2 separate regions of the Homo sapiens genome follow, and region 1 is linked to region 2. Evidence: read pairs that join two places in POLR2A ChIA-PET (ENCODE). Cell type or tissue: GM12878. All regions are shown on one strand.

What was found. Peaks named below come from ENCODE experiments on the same cell type or tissue, not always from the same donor. Only the 100,000 strongest peaks of a DNase experiment are listed, where the experiment ranks them.
Region 1: POLR2A ChIA-PET joins it to region 2 with 6 read pairs; 1 of 35 experiments calls an interaction of 5 or more read pairs at or near these places.

Annotation. Positions count from the first base shown.
Region 1 is chr18:55,237,094-55,242,093 of GRCh38, forward strand. All of the region lies in intron 15 of TCF4 (transcription factor 4), which reads right to left. Among named protein-coding and RNA genes, the nearest start is that of LINC01929, 120 kb to the left of the region's middle. RefSeq lists an enhancer at 4,137-4,246. In GM12878, no CTCF peak of the experiment used is centred here; a DNase peak (open chromatin) is centred at 4,106; H3K27ac peaks cover 1,620 bases.
Region 2 is chr18:54,207,258-54,212,257 of GRCh38, forward strand. All of the region lies in intron 1 of MBD2 (methyl-CpG binding domain protein 2), which reads right to left. Among named protein-coding and RNA genes, the nearest start is that of SNORA37, 13 kb to the right of the region's middle. RefSeq lists a silencer at 1,389-1,589 and enhancers at 2,460-2,509, 2,600-2,939. In GM12878, no CTCF peak of the experiment used is centred here; a DNase peak (open chromatin) is centred at 2,644; H3K4me3 peaks cover 2,249 bases; H3K27ac peaks cover 3,749 bases.

The sequences.
Region 1 (5,000 bases), 1.0 Mb after region 2:
ACATGACAACTGGTATGTAATAGGTACATAATAACTGCAGACAGAATCATGTGTTTTGACTGAAAATACTTGCATGTTATATAGAAATAATAGCCTGTGTAGTTCAAGAACCCCCTCAAAACTCAAGCTATCTTCAGTTACGGTGATCTTTGTCTCTATTTTGTTAAAATCCATTTAATTTTAAATCTTTCCCCTATACAATGACTGTAAACTCTTAAATATTATAAATATATCTGAGGATATAGTTGTTCCAACTACATTTTTGTTTGGATTTTAGGCCCATATGTTACCTAACTCCATCTATTTTCTATAGATCATCTTAAATAATATCAATCATTTTCCATAAAGAATGTTAGAGACAAAGTTGTTCTGACTTTTTTTTTTTTTTTTTTTGGAGACAGAGTCTTGCTCTGTCACCCAGGCTGGAGTGCAGGGGTGCAATCTCCGTTCACTGCAACCTCTGCCTCCCAGGTTCAAGCAATTCTCCTGTTTCAGCCTCCCAAGTAACTGGAATTACAGGCGCCCACCACCACGCCGGCTAATTTGTCGTGATGTTTTAAGACTCCCCTTGTGTCTATTCCAGGTCATGTGAATGCCCTCTGATAGGTCCAGAGCCATGTAATAATGAGCTTGATTCTCCAGGATAGGATCAACTCCATTGCCTGTGGCTGTGGAAGAGTATTCCAATTTGAATAATTGGCTTGGCTTTGCTTGTTTCCTTGGCCACAGATGGCATATTCTAACCCTGTTTTCTTCTCTTTCAGAAACATTATTTCTGGTCACATAAGAGACAAGGGAAGAAACACAGTGGACTGTCGGCACAAATCCATCGCTAGAATAACACAGAAATAGATGGAGAAACTCACACTGTTCTCTGTATATACAAGGGTCAGGGATTTGCCCACTGGCATTAAGGCGGCCCATTCATAGAATGACCCATGTCTGCTTCAAAATGAGCTGGGGCATCCAATGATCTTGGCATTCTGAACTTAAATACGTCATAATGTGACTAGGAGAAAGGAGATTCCCACAAGTCAATTCTAAGCATGACATTTCGTCCCTATTTTTAGAAAATCCATACTTCGTTAAAGCTCTATTTTGATAACCTTTTCATAGAGATAACAATAGTCTAAAGTTAAAAGCCAGCTTATGAAAATTTTATTAATACTCATTGTAAATGTGAATCTTCCCATAGTCACGTATAATGCAGTTTTAGTGATATCTATGCTAAAAATAGAAGATAGAAGTGAAATTTAAAAATTATTCAATGATTATTCATTGATTGATCAGAGAATGCATTTACTAATTTAACAAACATTTTCTAATCTAGCTCATGCCTGTCACTTTGGGAGACACTGGGGATAGAATGAGAAATAACTCAGATGTGGTCCTGGTTTTTGTGGAACTCATAATGATTCTTGGGGGGATTTTTGTATGCTGATCAATTTAGTGGGGTAGTTTTAATAGTAAGGAAGAGAAACCTATTTGAGTTTGTTCAAATAAAAGATTTATCATAAATAGTTTTCTGTAGCTTAGGTTTTGGACTCAGAGAGCTCTTGGGAACCGAATGCCACTCCTCGCCTCTGCTGGGCTATTCAGCCTCTCTCCTCTCTCTGGGGGGACCTCTGCTTCTCTCTGGCTTCTGCCCTCTCATGATGACAGATTGGACTCTTTCTTCATGATACCTCTTGGTGCATTCTTTCTGGTTCTGTACCTCCTGCTAATTTCCTCTTTGTCTTTGTATTTCTAAGCTCAGAATGCCAAGATCACTGGATGGCCCAGCTCATTTTGAAGCAGACATAGGTCATACTATGAATGGGCCACCTTAATGACAGGCATTTTCCCGGTCCAGAGAGCTACAAACGAGGAAGGGGGGATAAGATCATGTAGTCCAAACACAGGCGGCTTGGCCTGTCCCGTCCACATATTGACTGGTACATGTAGGTGTAAATGTCTGAGTTACATTGTATCTTAGGTCAAATTATATTCAAATTCCAACACAGCTATTTGAATTCTCCTGTGTGAATTTGTCAATGGAAATAATTAAATGTCATTAGATATGCAATAATTATTTTGAATCACGTAAGCACCATATAATTTTAAATAACCTTAGTTTCCAAGAAAGGGCTTGACAAACTGATAGAAACACTTTTAAATCACAGAACTTAGACGTCGAGGGCTTGGAGGACCTTGGTTATATATCAGTTAGGTCAAACTCTTCATTTTACAAAGAAAGCTAAGGCCAAGAATGGTGAAGTGACTTAAGATCCAACTTTCGATGCTTAGTTGGAGATCTAAAACAGATTTTGAACTCAGAAAACTTACAACACTGAACAATTATATAGGAGAGGGGAGGAGAGTTAGGGGGCAAGATGCGTTTATTTCCCAGAGCTTTTGTTTTAAAACAGTGTGTGTGTGTGTCCATACATGTATACACACACCTAGGTACAAGCATATAACATACATATATATACGTACATATATAGATAGAGGAAAATCATTTCCTTTTTCTTTATTGCAGGGGGAAAATCATAGTTCATTAACTCAGGCCAAGGCCAAGATGTCTAACTAAATTATAAAATTTAATATTTGCCACGATCCCTCCAACATAAACAGATTTAAAAGACATGCAGATTCAAATTAGGTGGCTGTTGGCAAGGCTGTTTTTATATGGAGATGCATTCAGCATTGTGGTAAATATCCTTGTCCTTATCCTCTAGCTAACAACAAACACCACAAACAAAAAAGACATTCAATATTTTTGCTCTCTTTGTTTCCAGGGAGTATTGTGAAAGTAATTATTCTGTTGTATTTAAGAGGCCTATTTCATGGATGGGAAAATGTATTAAATTTCATTTGGCAGTTATTCAATCCTAGTTAATGTTATCTCCAGAGATAACTGCTTCAAAACAGGCTTTCAGACCTCAGTCACTTCTATTCTACCATAATCCTTCTAAAAGAGTATACAATGGGAACTTTAGGAAACTTGTCATCAGTTTCTAGACCAAGTGATAATGACACAAAACTGGATATACTATTATAAACATTTTGGTACATCAAAATTAAAGTTTGCTATTAATGGCATCTGGTTTCCAATTTTGGACATAGATTTTTTTGGTTTTTAGAAAGAAGAACAACAACAAAATGGGACAAAGACAGAAGTCCTGGTAACTGCAACTTACTGTTACTTTTCTCTGTTGTTTTTCCATTAACACAAAAGAAAAGCTGATGGGTTTTCACTGTAATTAGAAACCCATTGATACAGAAAACAGTTTTGGTGTCTGAACTGTAATCTCCCCATGAAATATCAATTATACATGACAGTTGTAGAGTACTAGATTTCAGTTTCAATTATCTTGCCAGACCTCTGTCATATTAGAGGAAAGCAAACTTATTTTCTCAAATGTGCAAAACACCATTTAGTACAAAAGTGCATCTTTTAAAGAGGTGGGAAGCGGTCATGCAAACTTTTTTAATGGCTCACAGATGGGAATTAGGAAGTTCATGGAATGGCAGCAGTAGATAGATACTGTGAGGAACAACACTAGAGGCACAGAGGCTCTGCAGAAAACAAGACCTACCTCTAATAACCACCTGTTGTGGGAGAAAGAGCTAACATCTGGGACACTCCAACCACAAACATAATTTCCATATTTCTCAGTTTAAAAAATTATCAGATGATTTTTCTTTAGTACATGTGATTAAACCTTTAAGAGACTTTTCATTAACATCAGATCTGGATTCAATTCTTTTGTTTGGATTTTTACTTGATTCTTAACATGTATGTCGGGAGAAGATTTCATAACTGTCTTGAGAACACCTACATTGTTTTCCAGAAACATCACAGCTTCTCTTATGTTCTGTATGAAATGTAAGGTAATTCCTTATTGTGCAATTCTTGGAGATTTATTTAATATTGATTCTCCAGATAATAAAGTAATTTTCAAGAGGATTTAAACATGATCTAAATGATCCTGACCTTGGCAGTGCTTGTCTATCATATGATCAGCTGGGCTGAAACTCCCCTGGATGTTCACCAAAATGGTTAAATGAATGATTCTATGATATAGTTCAAGAAATGCAAACGGATGTGAGCCGACCTCAGTTCATCTTTCTTGTACTAACTCATACGTTCCATCTATTAAAACTGTTTCATTTCTCTCTTCTGTGTCCCACACCCTCAATTCTCGACATCATTTTCCTATACAGTGGAAACCATAACTGGAGAGAGCTCACCTAGCGGGGACACTGGCAGATTAACAGAGCCCATTCCTCTATCTCTTCCTTGCTCCACATAGCAGGCTAGTAAGTAGATGGTATGGAACTAAAGTTAATCCATCCTAGTGAACCAAACATATCTAGCACAGAGAATATGGTGAAGTCTAGCAATTATGTGTAAACAGCTTTTGTTTAAAGGAAAAGACAACTGGACACTTGATTTACACTTGGAATTCTGAATGCCTGAAGTGCAAGCATACCTGTGAGAGTGCACAGTCATGCTGCTGACCTCCACACAGTTTTTAGCCAGTCCAGGTGGCCCATCCCTAAGGATCCCTAGGGATTTACCATTACCCATTGGCCTTTATTTCTTAAATGCTTTTCTTGTTATTCAAGTAACACATGCTTACTGTAATATATTTGAAAAGAGAGTAGAAGTATAAAGAAGCTCACCTAAACGAATGAACCATTTCTTCCCCATCACTTTCCAAATACTCATCTTTTAAATGCAATATTCTCTCTCCATCAGTTGATGCAATATTAAGGCTTCAGCCTGGCTCTTGCTTGCTGTATGGATCCAGTCTAAGAGGTCCACCTTGTGCTGATGCATCCTTCACCTAGACTCCCAGGACCAATGCAGTTCCCTCCTATTTTTAAATTCCTCACTATCAATGTTCAATTACCTACGCATGGCCTCTCATCTGCTGGGTTAACGCCCACATCACTAAGGCTTGAGCAAAGCCCTCCCTGCTCTGTCTGCTGGGCTAGTTTTTTCCTCCTAA
Region 2 (5,000 bases):
GATGGAAGGAGGAGCACAGCAACATCCTGCCTATCAAAAAGCTATTAAATCCTCCAAGCCCAGCTAAAATATCCTCCACCTCAACTAGGAAGTCTTCTGGGATTCTTCAATTCAAGTCAGAAATAATCTACTACCACTCGAAATTCTATTTTCATTACAATATTTCCTATATATTTCCTTGCTGAGTCAAACAACAATGCCACTCTTAAACTTCAAACACCATTATAGGCTAGCACTGAACAAGGTAACTTTCTGAGAGCAAAAAACGTTATCAGTTCAATACTAAAGGATGTAGTTTTCATTTGCAGACACAATGGGATAAATATTATTGTTTATTTAAAAGTTATATGGCAAAGAATTTTTAAAACTAAGCTAGAAAATATTTTCATGATTAATGTGTTTTACCACATAAGAAATAAAGTATTACTAATGACCTAAATTAATATGAAAAATTAGTAACATTACTCTGCCATTATGTCACTTATAAAATGCTGCAATAGCCAGGCGCAGTGGTTCATGCCTGTAATCCCAGCACTTTGGGAGGCCGAGGCGGGCAGATCACGAGGTCAGAAGATCGAGACCATCCTGGCTAACACGGTGAAACCCCGTCTCTACTAAAAATACAAAAAAATTAGCCGGGCGTGGTGGCGGGCGCCTGTAGTCCCAGCTACTCAGGAGGCTGAGGCAGGAGAATAACATGAACCCAGGAGGCGGAGCTTGCAGTGAGCTGAGATCGCACCACTGCACTCCAGCCTGGGCGACAGATCGAGAGTCTGTCTCAAAAAACAACAACAAAAAACAACAACAACAACAAAAAGCTGCAATAGCCATATGGTCCTTATTATCAGATATCAGATACTCAAGTTATTGGTAAACGACATTCTGATAAACTAGTTAACATACCACAAAAAAATGAAAACACAAAATCCACAAAATAAAAATGACAATTCTGTGGCCAGGCACGGTGGCTCATGCCTGTAATCCCAGCACTTTGGGAGGCCAAGGCAGGCAGATCACCTGAGTTCGGGAGTTTGCGACCAGCCTGACCAACATGGAGAAAACCCATCTCTACTAAAAATACAAAATTAGCCAGGCGTTGTGACGCATGCCTCTAACCCCAGCTACTCGGGAGGCTGAGGCAGGAGAATCGCTTGAACCCAGGAGACAGACGTTGCGGCAAGCCGAGATGGCGCCACTACACTCCAGCCTGGGCAACGAGCAAAACTCTGTCTCAATAAAATAAAATAAAATGACAATTCTCAATCAGCTGTCTCTCACATAGATCTCTTTTGTGCAATAAAAAACAGCTCTAGAGTAGACACCTTATTTCAACAAATTCATTTTCCAGAAGATGAAATACTCAGGCAGTAACTCTTACCAAAAAGATAAGCATACTGTTCTTAGCTTATGGCTTAGAGACAAATAGGAAGCTATTTATGAGGGAATCAATTGACAAACTTCACAAATTAAACCTGCAATAAGTAGTTCCTTATCTTAAAGTTGAAATGTCAGTTATCCACTGCAGCTGAAAACATAATAGAGCCTCACCACAATGTTCCTCTACAGAACAAAACTCATTAGAGACCAGTTCATTTTAGATCTCTCCCCCAAATCAAGATAATTTGAACTCAATTAAAAGGCTATACTCACGAAATGTGATCACTTATGTTTATCATCTAGATTAGCAGTTCATCAGCAGTTTAACACGGCTTCATATTATTTCTATTGTTTATTAATTTTAAAAATGAAATGGGGGGCCAGGCACGGTGGCTCACACCTGTAATCCCAGCACTTTGGGAGGCCAAGGAGGGCGGATTGCCCGAGCTCAGGAGTTTGAGACCAGCCTGGGCAACACGGTGAAACCCCATCTCTAATAAAATACAAAAAAATTAGCCCAGCGTGGCGGCGTGCGCCCGTAATCCCTGCTACTTGGGGAGGCTGAGGCAGTAGAATTGCTTGAACCTGGGAGGCGGAGGTTGCAGTGAGCTGAGATTGTGCCACTGCACTCCAGCCTGGGCAACAGAGTGAGACTCCATCTCCAAAAAAAAAAAAAAAAAAAAAAAGGAAGGTATTTATTATAAACAAAAAGGCTAGACATCCTTTACTAATAAACTAAGTTGGCAATGAAGGAAAAAAGGTAGAAGTTTTAACTATTAGCATATCCAAAAGAAAGCTGGAATATTCACTAGTAACCAGTAAATTCTTATTCATAATGAATAACCATTTCCTGTTTTACAGATGGAATTCTATGAAACATCTGTATTGGATAGCTACAAGTATCTATCATATATACTGCTGCCTTCAGAAAACAGTAGTACAAGCCATTTTCTTCTCCGTAACTGCTACAGTCTGTCTGTGGTGCTTTAAGGAAAGTCAACCTGGCTGCCCCAGGGGATTTTAGGCCAGAGACTTTACTCTTCAGGAGGTGAAAGCAAACATGGAGGAGGGCAAGGCCCAAGGGAATGATTAAGTAGGAATTCTGCCCATGAGATGAGATACAGACCATCTGTACAGTAGCAAACTGACCCTGGGAGAGGCAAACTGAGGAAATAAATGCTAGATGAACAAAAAGACTGTCACCTAAGTTCTAGTCTTACCCAAAGTGATTAAGTTTAATCACCTGTCTACCCTCAATAATGGCTGCTGTAGGTCCTGGTCTCAGAAACACCAAGACTTAAAGTGACTAAGCTTTTATTTTAAAAGCATCAATTTGTAACTTAGGGAAGTTCAAAAACTCTAGAAGACTGAGTGAAGGATATTAGTCATTTTCAGTTCTCTCTGCCCATTATGATTACTTCTAATCCCAGTAATGAAATACTATTTCACTTTCAACCACAAAAAAAAATTCCCTACCAACTGCCCCCTAGATATGCCATTCCTGAACCAACTGTGATCACACCTTTAACTTCTTCTACCCACTATTTAAATAAACTCTGAAAAAAGCCCTGAAGAAACATACTAATTAAATGAAAATCAAAACATGAATTGTATTTTTCCAGTTCACATAGGAACATTTCATCACTTAAAAATAAAAATAAAATAACAAAAAAAAAGTAATTGAAACCAGAAATACTCAGATTACGCTCACTTTAATTTAGTGGTACTCATATTTTGTCGCACTGTGAACTTACCTGTAATTACCATTACCTGAGCTAGACAACTATAATATGCCCTGCCAGTCTATGACATAAAATTACATCTCCAGAAGACCTGCTGCCTGCATGTGAAACTGTACTCTGAAATCACCGCTCTAATATAGCAGAAGATACCTTTTCTTGTTTCTTTGATAACATGGATAATCATAATGTTCAGTCAAACCATTATGAGGCCAGGGCTCTAAATAAACACAAGTCTATTTTCAAATCAATTTCTAACATGATGGGGGTAGCAGTCACCAGACTGGAGTAAGATGAAATGGCCTGTGAGTGACAAGGGGTGTCACAGATGGCAGATGGCTAGCTAGATAGCTAAACAGCATGTTCAGAGGCACATCACTTCCCATCAGTATCAGGAAATACTTTATGGGGAATAATAAAAATCTCCACACTAAAAATTCTGTAAGCTATAGCACTGGAAATGTTTGAGACTAAAAGAAACATCAACTTTCTATTTTTTTTTTTTTTTTTTTTTTTGAGACAGAGTCTCGCTCTGTCGCCCAGGCTGGAGTGCAGTGGCGGGATCTCGGCTCACTGCAAGCTCCGCCTCCCGGGTTCACGCCATTCTCCTGCCTCAGCCTCCCAAGTAGCTGGGACTACAGGCGCCCGCCACTACGCCCGGCTAATTTTTTGTATTTTTAGTAGAGACGGGGTTTCACCGTTTTAGCCGGGATGGTCTCGATCTCCTGACCTCGTGATCCGCCCGCCTCGGCCTCCCAAAGTGCTGGGATTACAGACGTGAGCCACCGCGCCCGGCCAACTTTCTATTTTTTAAAATCTCTTTAAATGTTAACACTTACTTCTCACTTACAACAGTAAGTATTCAACGAAACATTTCCCTAACTTTAAATAACAATTTTCTTCAGAAATCAAACTTCATCTGAGACTAAAAACATGAAATTAGAATTATTGTTTTGTACTTAGATACAAAACAATCAGAAACCCGCCAAATTAAAAGAATGTATATTATTGCTATACACACACACACACACACACACACACGCACACACGCAAGCACGCACGAGAAAAATCTACCTAAGTCAGCTCCCTGTACCTCCTTAACTCCTTTCCCCTTAATCTTTAAATGTAGGCCTTTCCTACAATGCACCATCCTCAGCACTCCTCTACAGCTTGTCCCTGATAGATTTTATCTGCTCTTATTTTATTCATATCTCCCATGTCTGATCACTTCCTAAGTGATCACCTTTAAACACAGCCTTCCTTTCCATTGCCACTGCCCAAATCAAGTCTGCATCACCTCAGGTCTAAATCACTATGATAAGCTAACTTTGCTCGTCTCTTTGCATTCTACACTATCCACATAGCCCTTCCTAAAACACCACTTTGACAACAGCTCTGGCTTAACAGCTTTCAGTGGACTTTTACCCCATAAGCAAAAAAGCCAAACATCTTAGGCTTGCATTTTAGATCCTTTTTCCTATGGCCTCCTTTTTTTTTTTTGAGACAGAGTCTCGCACTGTAGCCCAGGCTGGAGTGCAATGGCACAATCTCAGCTCACTGCAACCTCCGTCTCCTGCCTTCAAGCGATTCTCCTGCCTCAGCCTCCCAAGTAGCTGGGATTACAGGCGCCTGCCACCAAACCCAGCTAATTTTTTTCTATTTTTAGTAGAGACGGGGTTTCACTATGTTGGTCCTATGGCCTCCTCTTAACCTTTCAACCCTACTTTCCACTCTTACCTAGTGACCTTTGCTCCAGCCATATTGGTTTAATCACTCTATTCTGAATAGTCTAAATGGCTTCTACAGTTCTTTGCAAGCACCATGTCTTCTACTTGGTCCATAATGCATGATGCTACCCCTAGTCTCCAAGAGCCCAGAAATACC